Regions from separate parts of the Homo sapiens genome. Here region 1 is linked to region 2. The links are chromatin loops, found by intact Hi-C in ENCODE. Cell type or tissue: Calu3. All regions are shown on one strand. Links, peaks and the distances in the headings refer to the core of each region. The heading gives the core; the rest is flanking DNA. Region 1 has its middle 70 kb from the start of MOBP. Region 2 overlaps MYRIP (myosin VIIA and Rab interacting protein).

Region 1 (5,393 bases), core at 97-5,096, 580 kb before region 2:
TAAAGAAGTCTCTCAAATATTATATCTGGAGATATAACATTAATGCTAAAACCTGACAGATCTTGCATAAAATAAAAAGTACATGCAAGTTTCTCCTATGAACAATCACACAAAATAATACGGATTAACAATCAGACTCCAGCTCCCACATTTTTATCTCCTGCTCAGATCTATTTCCTGGGCTTCAGAGAACCATAAATCCAACCATTCCACAGATATCGCCAGTCAATCTTCTTCCTAAACAGATGTCATCCCTTTTTCTTCAACCTTGTTCCTCTTGCATTTGCAAGCCAGAAATCTGCAATCCCCTCTCAATTCATACAGCTATTCAGTTGCTAAAGCCTCTTGTGTTCCACTTCCTCATCGGTTTCATCTTCTCCCTCACCTGTCTCTGCTCTAGAGCCTCATAATTGTACCCTGAATTTCTGCAGTGGACTTTTAATTGGTATTCCTAGCTGCCGTACTTCCTCTTCAATTCTTGCTACAAAAGGTTATCCAAGTGCTCTTTCCAAATTGCAGATGCAATCACACCTCTCCTCAGATTGAAATCCTTCATTTAGTCCCCAACCCATTTGGATAAAGTTCAAATCTTTTAGATTTAGCACACAAGGCCCTTCATGGCTGTACACCTTATTTCTCCAAACCCTTCTGTCAGTGCTATCCAAGGTGCCCTTTTATCCCAGTGATACTAAAACTACCTGTGATTCCCCAAATACATCATGTTCTTGGTTATCTCTGCAACTCAGTTCATGCTATTTCCTTCCTCATGGAGCAATTTCTTCATCCTTTTTGCTCATAAACCTAAAGTATATTTAAAAAGTTTATAACCCTGACATTTTAAATAAGTTTAAATAGTTGCAAAGACTATGATACAACATATTGTAAATACTGATATTTTAAAGTAAAACACTTATATCACTCTTCTATTGTGTTAAATGAAATCTAAATACCATATCAACTTTATAATTCATGAAAAATACATAGATAAGCTATTCTTTTTGTTTGTTTGTTTGTTTGTTTTGAGACGGAGTCTTGCTCTGTCGCCCAGGCTGGACAATCTCGGCTCACTGTGAGCTCTGCCTCCCAGGTTCATGCCATTCTCCTGCCTCAGCCTCCCAAGTAGCTGGGACTACAGGTGCCCGCCACCACACCTGGCTAATTTTTTTGTATTTTTAGTAGAGATGGGGTTTCACCATGTTAGCCAGGATGGTCTTGATCTCCTGACCTTGTGATCCGCCCGTCTTGGCCTCCCAAAGTGCTGGGATTACAGGCGTGAGCCACCGTGCCCGGCCCTAGATAAGCTATTCTTTAACAGTTAGAAATTTTATATCAGTTCCCTTTTCCTTTGGACTAATGTTTTCATTTCACTCCTTTCACATTTTTTTCTAATGTAATAAACTTACTGCTTTATGGTCTTTTATTCAGCATTCTATAATGCTTCTGTGCAAAACACATATTATACAAGATAAAATTTCAAAATTTCAAAATTTCTTGTGATTGAGTCATCATTATAATTATTAGTACTTTAACTTGATAAAACAACATAAATATACTGTATTTAAAACCTAGTTATTAAACATAAGTTCTAAAATTTTAAAAATCAGGACCATATATTTTCGTAAGATGAAAATAGCTCTTTTTTTCTATTACTACACATTTTTGTCAATAAATGCTAGTTAAACTCAGAACAAGACAGGACTAAGCATGAGTTTAATTTCTTTTCTTTCTGTTTTTTTTTTGAGATAGGGTTTTATTTTGTCACATAGGCTCACTGCAACCCCTAACTCCTGGGCTCAAGGGATCCTCCCCCTCAGCCTCCTGAGTAGCTAGGACTACAGGTGCATGTCACTATGTCTGGCTAATTTTTTTAAATTTTTTTTAAGAGACAGAGTCTTGCTGTGTTGCCCAGGCTGGCCTCAAATTCTTGGCCTTATGTGATCCTCCCTCCTTGGCCTCCCAGACCACAGGGATTACAGATGTGAGCCACTGAGCCTGGCTTTATCTTTTGTTTTTATATAGAAAAGCACTGATAAGTTTCATTCATATAAATAGATTTTAAAAAAGGAGTTTTCAAAAGACCATTGTTACTTGATTTTTTGAAAACTTGAATTACAAGCTAAAAGCTATATTTTGATCTATCAACCAAAATTATTTTTAAGGATCTAGTAGTAGTCAGTTCCATGAAATCCTCCTTTCATTTTATTAAAAGCAAAGAATGGAAAACCACCTGAGTTACAAAAAGTTTGTAGATTAGTAAACATTTACTTCCTTGCTCTCGTCCTGCAATCCCCTGTCAATGTAAAATATCAATGTATTTGTAATTTTACATTTACATTTGTAAATTTGTAAATGTAAAATTACAAATGTGAAATTACAAATACATTGATATTTTACATCATCTCTTGCTTGTGTTCTAGTTGATCAGAGTGGCAGGCTGGCTCTAAGATGGCCCCCAGTGATCCCCTCCTCCTAGTATTTATGCCCTTGTGCAGTTCCCTCCCTTAGGTGTGGGCTGGCTCATTGACTTGCTTCTCACCAACAGAATACAGCAAAAGTGAGAAGATGGACCATGATAAGGTTATGTAAGATCATGACTTATTTCTCTCTCTCTTTATTTCTCTCTGACAATTATCTTGTCATATTGGGGAGGCCTATGTGGCAAGGAACTGACCTTGCCTCCAACCAACAGTCACCAAGGTACTGAGATTCTTAGTCCAACAACACTTAAGAAGCTGAATCTTGCCAACAATCATGAAAGCAAGCTTGGAAATGGATTCTTTTTCAGTCAGTTCATCATATGAGGCCCCAGCTCACCCTGGAGAATATGGTGATTGCCACCTCATGGAAACTGAAGCCAAGGGCCTAGTTAAGCCATGCCTAGATTCCTGACCTGTAGGAATTGTAAGATAATAAATATGTGTTGTTTTAAGCTGCTAAATCTTGAGGTAATTTGTTTCACAGCAAAAGTAGACAACTAATACAGAAGGAAATGCAAATAATCAAATAAAAAATTAGTTATTAAAATAGGAAAGGAGGATAGAAAACTATCACTATTTCTAGATGATACTAGGAAAACCAATACTATCAACTGAAACCTATGTACTACCAACAATAAAAAGAGTTCAGAGTAAGATAGATGCAAAATTAATATACAGAAATCAATAGCTTTTAAGTTGACAAATAATTTCATATAAAATAAAATAAAAATATACACTATAAAACCATTTATAGTAGCAACAAAATAAAATGCCTACAAATAAATTTAAAATAAAAATAAAATAAAATGCCTACAAATAAATTTAACAAAAATTGTTTAAGAAGTATATGAAGAACATTTGAAAAGTACTCTTTTTGGGAACAAAAGAAGACCTGAACAAATGAAAAGATATATTTATTGATAGAAATATTGACATCATAAAGATGTAAATCCTACCTTTGTGAAGTTATTCCTTCTATTTGATTCCAATAATAGAGGTAAATATGCCTTAGCAAAATAAAATTGCTACATTTTATTTATGGTGGCAGTGTAAGTTGATACAGTCATTATTGAGAGATTTTGGCTATAACAATTAAAATTACAAATACATATGGATTCATCAACTGCACTTTGTATTCATCAGTTACATTTTTGGGAAATCTGTATGTACAAGATATTCATTACAAGATGTTTGAAATAGCAAAAGACTGAAAATAACCCAAATGTTCATCAATAGGAATCTGGTTAAATGAAGTACAAAAAAAAAAAAAAAAAGAAAAAGAAAATCTCCAGAAATAAATAAAATTAAAGCAAATATAAAACACCACAAAAGATAATTGTCAGCCAGGCACAGCGGCTCACGCCTGTAATCCCAGCACTTTGGGAGGCCAAGGCAGGTGGATCACAAGGTCAGGAGTTTGAGACCAGCCTGGCCAACATGGGGAAACCCTGTCTCTACAGGTGTAGTGGTGGATGCCTGTAATCCCAGCTATGAATGTGATTTCAAAAACAGTGAAATGTACTGACATTTGCTGATTACCATAACCTTAGTAGCCAAGTGTGATTTGGAAGAGAAATATTAGAAACTAAAAGATCCCTTAGTAAATGAACATTGAGGAGATATATATATATATATATACACACACATATATATACATATATATATACGCATATATATATATATATAAAATCTCCCAAAATAAAGCTAGATTTATTTACAGGTTGCAAATGAAATCATAAAAACTGAATATTATCTTACAAAGGCTTTCTTTTTTATATTATAAAGCAGGATTCTAAGAGCAACTACCCAAAGCCATAGACATCATTGCTGGGAGCATTCAGAACAAGTGAAGACCTAGAGCACACAAATGCGAAAGAAAACAGCCCTATCCTGCTCCTGCTGCTTGGAACATGTGTGATGTCCCTGTATCCCAGGGAGGATACGTAATCTTCTTCTTGGTATTCCAGCTATATGTGCAGCTCTTACACCATTCTCAGGTAGATGAAGTGAAGGGAACAGCTATTTAGGGTACTGAGATGATAGGATACCTCTAGTCCTAACCCTTCAGCTTATTTGGTTATTTCTGCAGATTATGTAGCATGAGGCTCCTAATCTACTTCCTATGGGCTGTGAACTTTCCATTTTTTTTTTTAATCAATAGTGGGCAACTTTCAGGGTGGTGCTGAGACTATGTGGGCTTTAGAAGCGAGAGGTTGAGGGACTGGTCTCAGCACCATCACTTTCAGCTGTGAGATGTTGAACACATCACTTAACTGATGTGACCCTCAGTTTCCTCTTCTGTGTAATGAAAACATTCTCTGCTCAAAAGGATGGTTTGAAGAATTAGAAGTAATGAATGTAAGATGCTTAGCACAGGCCCTGACATCTAGTAGGTACACAACAAATGATAACCAGATAATTATTTATGCATTCATTAATTTATATAACAATGTTTATAGAGCACCTGCTCTGTGGAAGGGCTTTGGAGGGCAAAGATTACTAAGATATGCCTCTTGACATATCTTACTAATATGAAATGACATTTAGTGATATGACTCAAGGGCATGAAGCTACTTTGTGGCATGACTGAAGTGCACACCTCCCCCCTTTCCCATTCCACCAGCTTTGGAATGGGAAAATTTCATTTTAGTTGGGGAAATATAACAACAGTTTCACACAGACTGTTGAGATCCAATCCCCTATTTGTACAGTGGTGGGGTACATTCAATGTCCATCCAATGGGAGAAAGTCATTTGTTTGAAACAAAAATCCCAGCTTTCAGCCTCAGATTATTTACATTCTACTCTAGTCTATTTTGCCAAGTCAGCTAGAAAATAGCCATTGGGTAGCACCTTTTGAATTGAAGATCATCAATAGCCTTTGTGGTTAGAGAAATAACTGGTTAGACGTGCTGTC
Region 2 (5,393 bases), core at 266-5,265:
CTTGGCCTCCCAAAGTGCTGGGATTACAGGCATGAACCACCGCACTCAGCCAAGAATTTACTTTTATAATCTTAGCGTGGAGGCAGCCTTTCTAGGAAACACATAAAGCCCACAAAACTTAAAGGAAAAAATAATAATCATTTTGACACCATAAAACATAATTTTCTGCAACACAGAATATAGTCATGCACCACATAACAACATTTCAGTGAACAACATACTGCATATACAACAGTGGTACTATAACATTGTAATATATTTCTACTGTACCTTTTCTATGCCTGGATATGTTTAGGTACACAAATACTTACATTATGTACAGTTGCCTACAGTATTCAGTACAATTACGTGCTGTACAGGTTTGTAGCCTAGGAGCAATAGGCCATACCATGTAGCCTAAGTGTGAGGTAGGCTATGCCATCTTGGTTTGTGTGGGTACATTCTATGATGCTCTCACAATGACAAAATTGCCTAACAATACATTTCTTGTAATGTATCTTCATCATTAAGTGATAATGACTGTATACCATAGCTAACATCAAAAGACAAATTAGTAAAATAAAAGTGGGTGGCATTTACAATCTTACAAATATGGGCTAGCATGTTTGTCACAACAAAGTACTAGTTTTCTTATTAAGAATTTTCACAAATCAATGGCAACAAGCCAAGAAAGAAAAAAGGAGCAAAGTTCAGAGACAAGGAAGCCTTTGAAAAGATGTTTAACTTCTCTAATAAGTAAATGCAAATTAACAAAGTATTAAATTTTTTCAGATTAGCCAGTATCAAGAGCTTTGGTAGTTCAGTGTTAACAGGAAGGGGGAAGCAGTGCTTGAATGTGCTTTCAGTGGGATGTAAATCAATACAGCTCCCTGCTTGGGAAGACTATTTAGCAATGGCTGTCAAAATTACAAATGCATATGACCTTTGAGCTAATCATTTAATTTCTAGAAATATGTGATATAGAAATGCACACACGGGCCTAAAAATATTAATTGCAATATTGTTTGTAATAACAAAATATTAGGAAACTCTCCCAACTGTCTCTCATTTAGTAGCATGAATAAACTGATACATTTCCATAGTAGAATATTCTACAATGAGGGAAAAAAGAATGAAGTATTTCTGATATGAAATATCAATATCAGTATATCTGATATGAAATATCAATATGATAATATCTCCAAGCCCAAAAATTTGGGAAATATTCAAGAAAAAGTTGCTCCTAGTGTGAAATTGATCATCCAAGGAAGACAAATGTCTCATTCCTACTCTCTGTGTGTATATATTACATTATTAGTTTAAAAATAAAATTAGTATTTTAACTAAGTGTATTATTAGTTCTCATGCTGCTATGAAGAAATACCTGAGACTGGGTAATTTATAAAGAAAATAGGTTTAATTGGCTCACTGTTCCACATGGCTGGCAAGTCCTCAGGAAACTTAAAATCATGGTGGAAGGCACCTTTCACAGGGTGGCAGGAGAGAGAATAAGTGCAAGCCAAGGAAATGCCAGACGCTTACAAAACCATCAAATCTCATGAGAACTCACTCACTATCACAAGAACAGCATGCAGGAAACCACTCCCATGATTCAGTTATCTCCACCTGCTCCCACCTTTGACATGAGGGGATTATTACAATTCAAGGTGAGATTTGGGTGAGGATACAGAGCCAAACCACATCACTAAGGATCCAGAGTTAGAATCTAAGAACTGAGCTGAAATCAACCTTTAAAATATGGTATTTCTATTCTCTTAGTTTACAGAAGAGAAACCTGAGATTTACAAAGTCCAAGGTCACTCAAAAAGCTAGACTCAGGAACAAACTTGGAGATTCCCAGTCCCTGGTTCACAGTTCTTTTTTTTTTTTTTATGTGATGCTCTTTGTTGTAGAATTTATGTCACGATTTTATTATGGAGTATCAGTCTCTCCAAGTGGGCTTCCGTAAGAGATCACATATAAAACACCAAAACTAGGCTCTGAGGTCCACACCCTCCTGCCCGCTCACTCTGCCATGGAGACAGCTCATGCCACTGCAGGTAATGACAACTGCACAGCACGAGCAAGGTTGAGTAGAACAGGTATAGAAATTGGCATGGAGTGGTGAAGAGTCTGAATTCCCAAATGTCATTATAGAAGCCAGCTGCAGTGCTCCCTGGCTCACAGGTTCCCTGGGGCTGACTATCCTCCTGGGTCTCCAGCTGTCATCTTTTGCTTGATCCCTGGATGGGGGCACACTCACATCCCTGTGATGTGTTTTGCCCCTGATGCTGGTATCCCCTAGCACTTTACCTTTAGCCAGCTTTAGCCTAGCAGATGCATTCACACCTCCTCCATGAGTTGTGTAGACCTTAGGAAAGTAAGACGTGGTCTCAAGTTTCCCAAGGAACAACTTACATTGCCCCCCAACACACACACACCTAGCAGCATAAGACACATCTCTGATACTGCCATCTTCAGAAACTTCTAGATGGAAAACATCCCCCTACTGTAAGTAACTCCCTGCCATCCTATTTATGTATTTGTTTATCTCTCTTTCATTTTCCCTTGTCCCTGAGAGTAGAGTAAGGAAAGGGCTCATTGCTTTCAACACTTTATTTTCTCTGAATTCAGCAGTCTTCACCTCAGCACAGTTTAGTCTGGCCCAATTTTGATAGGCATGGGCCTGTCTCTTTGCATCTTTGTCTCAGGCTGGGAGGCACATTTTGAACCTGGAAGTTTAGAACACGGCGTCCTTTGTTTTTGACAGGCTGTTAAGGATATGCACAGGGCTAGAAAACTGAATAGAACATCCCTTGTGGATGCTGCAGGTTCTTAGCCACAAATTAATACACAAAAACGGTTTGGGGTGTATCCCAAAAACCGTTAAAATGACTTGTTTATGTGGAGAAGTTAAAGCATTTCTCTACAATCTCATAACATTATTGATTTTGCCATGAACCTCTTTTCTCATGAGTCATTCTAAGATATTTTTCAAGCAGTTTCCCTTCCATAGTTTCATAAGTTTGGAATGAGTGGAGGCCCAACCTCTGTGAATCGTTCTCTTGTGTGTTCTTTCCCTCCTGTCTCCGTCTCACAGTCTCACATGAGTGGCTGCACCCCCGGCTATAGCTTGTTTGCAGTTTGCTGCCAATATGACTGGAGCATCCGGTGAGGCCACATCTGCCTTTCAATCCCCCCGCCCTGATATTGTAAAATAAAAGTTTGTTATTTTGACATTTTTGTAGCTCACTGCACCACCCTTTGGTGGCCAGTTTAGAAAAATTTGATAATTAATGAAGATATCATACACCGGTTATGTAAAAGCAGGATAGGAGTAGCCACAAAGACCCTGGAGGCTGAAAATCAGGAACAGAACTGAGAGCCTTACAAAGTGTGATTTCATCAAAGCCATATGATAGCTACTGTGTTTATGTAAATTAATTTTACTACGTTGTGTCACAACCTCCCCCCTTTTAAAAAGCTCTTGCCCTCTGTAGCTTGAGGCAACCTTCTGCCCATCATTGATCCCTTCTTTCCAGGTTATTCCCATTTCTACATTCTTAGCTGTTACATTTTCAAATTGAAATATTTTATTCACTACTCATGTCCAGTGTCCTCACTTACCTTGGCATCATTTCTTCCCTCAAGAGTAATATTGGCACAACTAAGAAAATATCATCCATTATCATCAATACAGCATATTGATGTTCTGACGTAGTCCATCAGTGTAGAGGCAGAAGAGCAACAGCAGCCCTTAGGATGCGATGGACATAAAGGCAGCTTTATAGCCAGACCTCAGTTCCAATCTTAGCTCCATCTGGAAAAAATAAATAACTTTAGACTCTTACCCTCTACCTGACATTGAAATTAATTTACTTTAGAGCAAAGACTTCAGCATAAAAAATAAACCCAAATACAAAGAAGAAATCATGAGAGGCCTTACTATGGCCCCAAACCAGAAGCTCCATAAAAATAAAAACATCTCTACAGCACAAAAATCACCATTAACAAAGTCAAAAGCAAATGGCAGACTAGGGTAATTATTTGTAATTTAAATTGCAAAAACTAATTTTTCTAACATAGAAATACTCCTACAAATCCAAAACAAAAAGCCCAAAACCTAAAAATAAAGGGACAAGAAAAGTAAACAGAATTTTCAGAAAATGCAACACAAATGGCTCTTAAACAAATGAAACAATGCTTAGCCTCTCTCATAATATGATAAATGTAAATTAAAACTATAATGGCATACCAGTGTTCACCAATTGGATTAGCAAAGGTCAAAAAACTTGATAACACTGTATGTTGGCAGAGGCTAATATGTTGCCACAAGACTATAAATTGCGATAACTCAAATGGAAGGAAATTTTGCAATATCTGTGAAATTCCTGCTGCATGTATCTTTCAACCTTGCTATTTCATCTGTAGGAATTTATTTTGCAGATATATTTGCCTGTATGCAAAGGGACAGGTGTAAAGATCATTCCCTGAAGCACTGACGTAATAGCAGATTAGGAAACAATCTAGATGCTAATCAATAGGGCACAGGTTAAATTAATTATGGAATGGTCATAAAGTGAAAATGCCTGCATGCCCCTAAACAGGAATGAGGAAACTTTTTTTTTTCCCTGGGTTGAAGGTTTATTTATTTATTTATTTATTTATTTATTTATTTTTCTTTTCTTTTTTTTTAATTATTATACTTTAAGTTTTAGGGTACATGTGCACAACATGCAGGTTTGTTACGTATGCATACATGTGCCATGTTGGTGTGCTGCACCCATTAACTTGTCATTTACATTAGGTATATCTCCTAATGCTATCCCTCCCCCCTCCTCCCGCCCCACAACAGGCCCTGGGGTGTGATGTTCCCCTTCCTGTGTCCATGTGTTCTCATTCTTCAGTTCCCACCTATGAGTGAGAACGTGCGATAGTTTGCTGAGAATGATGGTTTCCAGCTTCATCCATGTCCCTACAAAGGACATGAACTCATCCTTTTTTATGGCTGCATAGTATTCCATGGTGTATATGTGCCACATTTTCTTAATCCACTCTATCATTGTTGGACATTTGGGTTGGTTCCAAGTCTTTGCTATTATGAATAATGCCGCAATAAACATACGTGTGCATGTGTCTTTATAGCAGCATGATTTATAATCCTCTGGGTATATACCCAGTAATGGGATGGCTGAGTCAAATGGTATTTCTAGTTCTAGATCCCTGAGGAATCGCCACACTGACTTCCACAATGGTTGAACTAGATTACAGTCCCACCAACAGTGTAAAAGTGTTCCTATTTCTCCACATCCTCTCCAGCACCTGTTGTTTCCTGACTTTTTAATGATTGCCATTCTAACTGGTGTGAGATGGTATCTCATTGTGGTTTTGATTTGCATTTCGGAATGAGGAAA

Evidence for each region. Peaks named below come from ENCODE experiments on the same cell type or tissue, not always from the same donor. Only the 100,000 strongest peaks of a DNase experiment are listed, where the experiment ranks them.
Region 1: it touches region 2 in a loop (5-fold over the local background); 2 of 110 quality-filtered maps call a loop at or near these places.

The regions. Positions count from the first base shown.
Region 1 is chr3:39,535,357-39,540,749 of GRCh38, forward strand. No RefSeq gene overlaps it. Among named protein-coding and RNA genes, the nearest start is that of MOBP, 70 kb to the left of the region's middle. In Calu3, for the core only: no CTCF peak of the experiment used is centred there; no DNase peak of the experiment used is centred there.
Region 2 is chr3:40,113,938-40,119,330 of GRCh38, forward strand. The region is part of intron 3 of MYRIP (myosin VIIA and Rab interacting protein); the gene reads left to right. Among named protein-coding and RNA genes, the nearest start is that of EIF1B-AS1, 190 kb to the right of the region's middle. In Calu3, for the core only: no CTCF peak of the experiment used is centred there; a DNase peak (open chromatin) is centred at 3,094.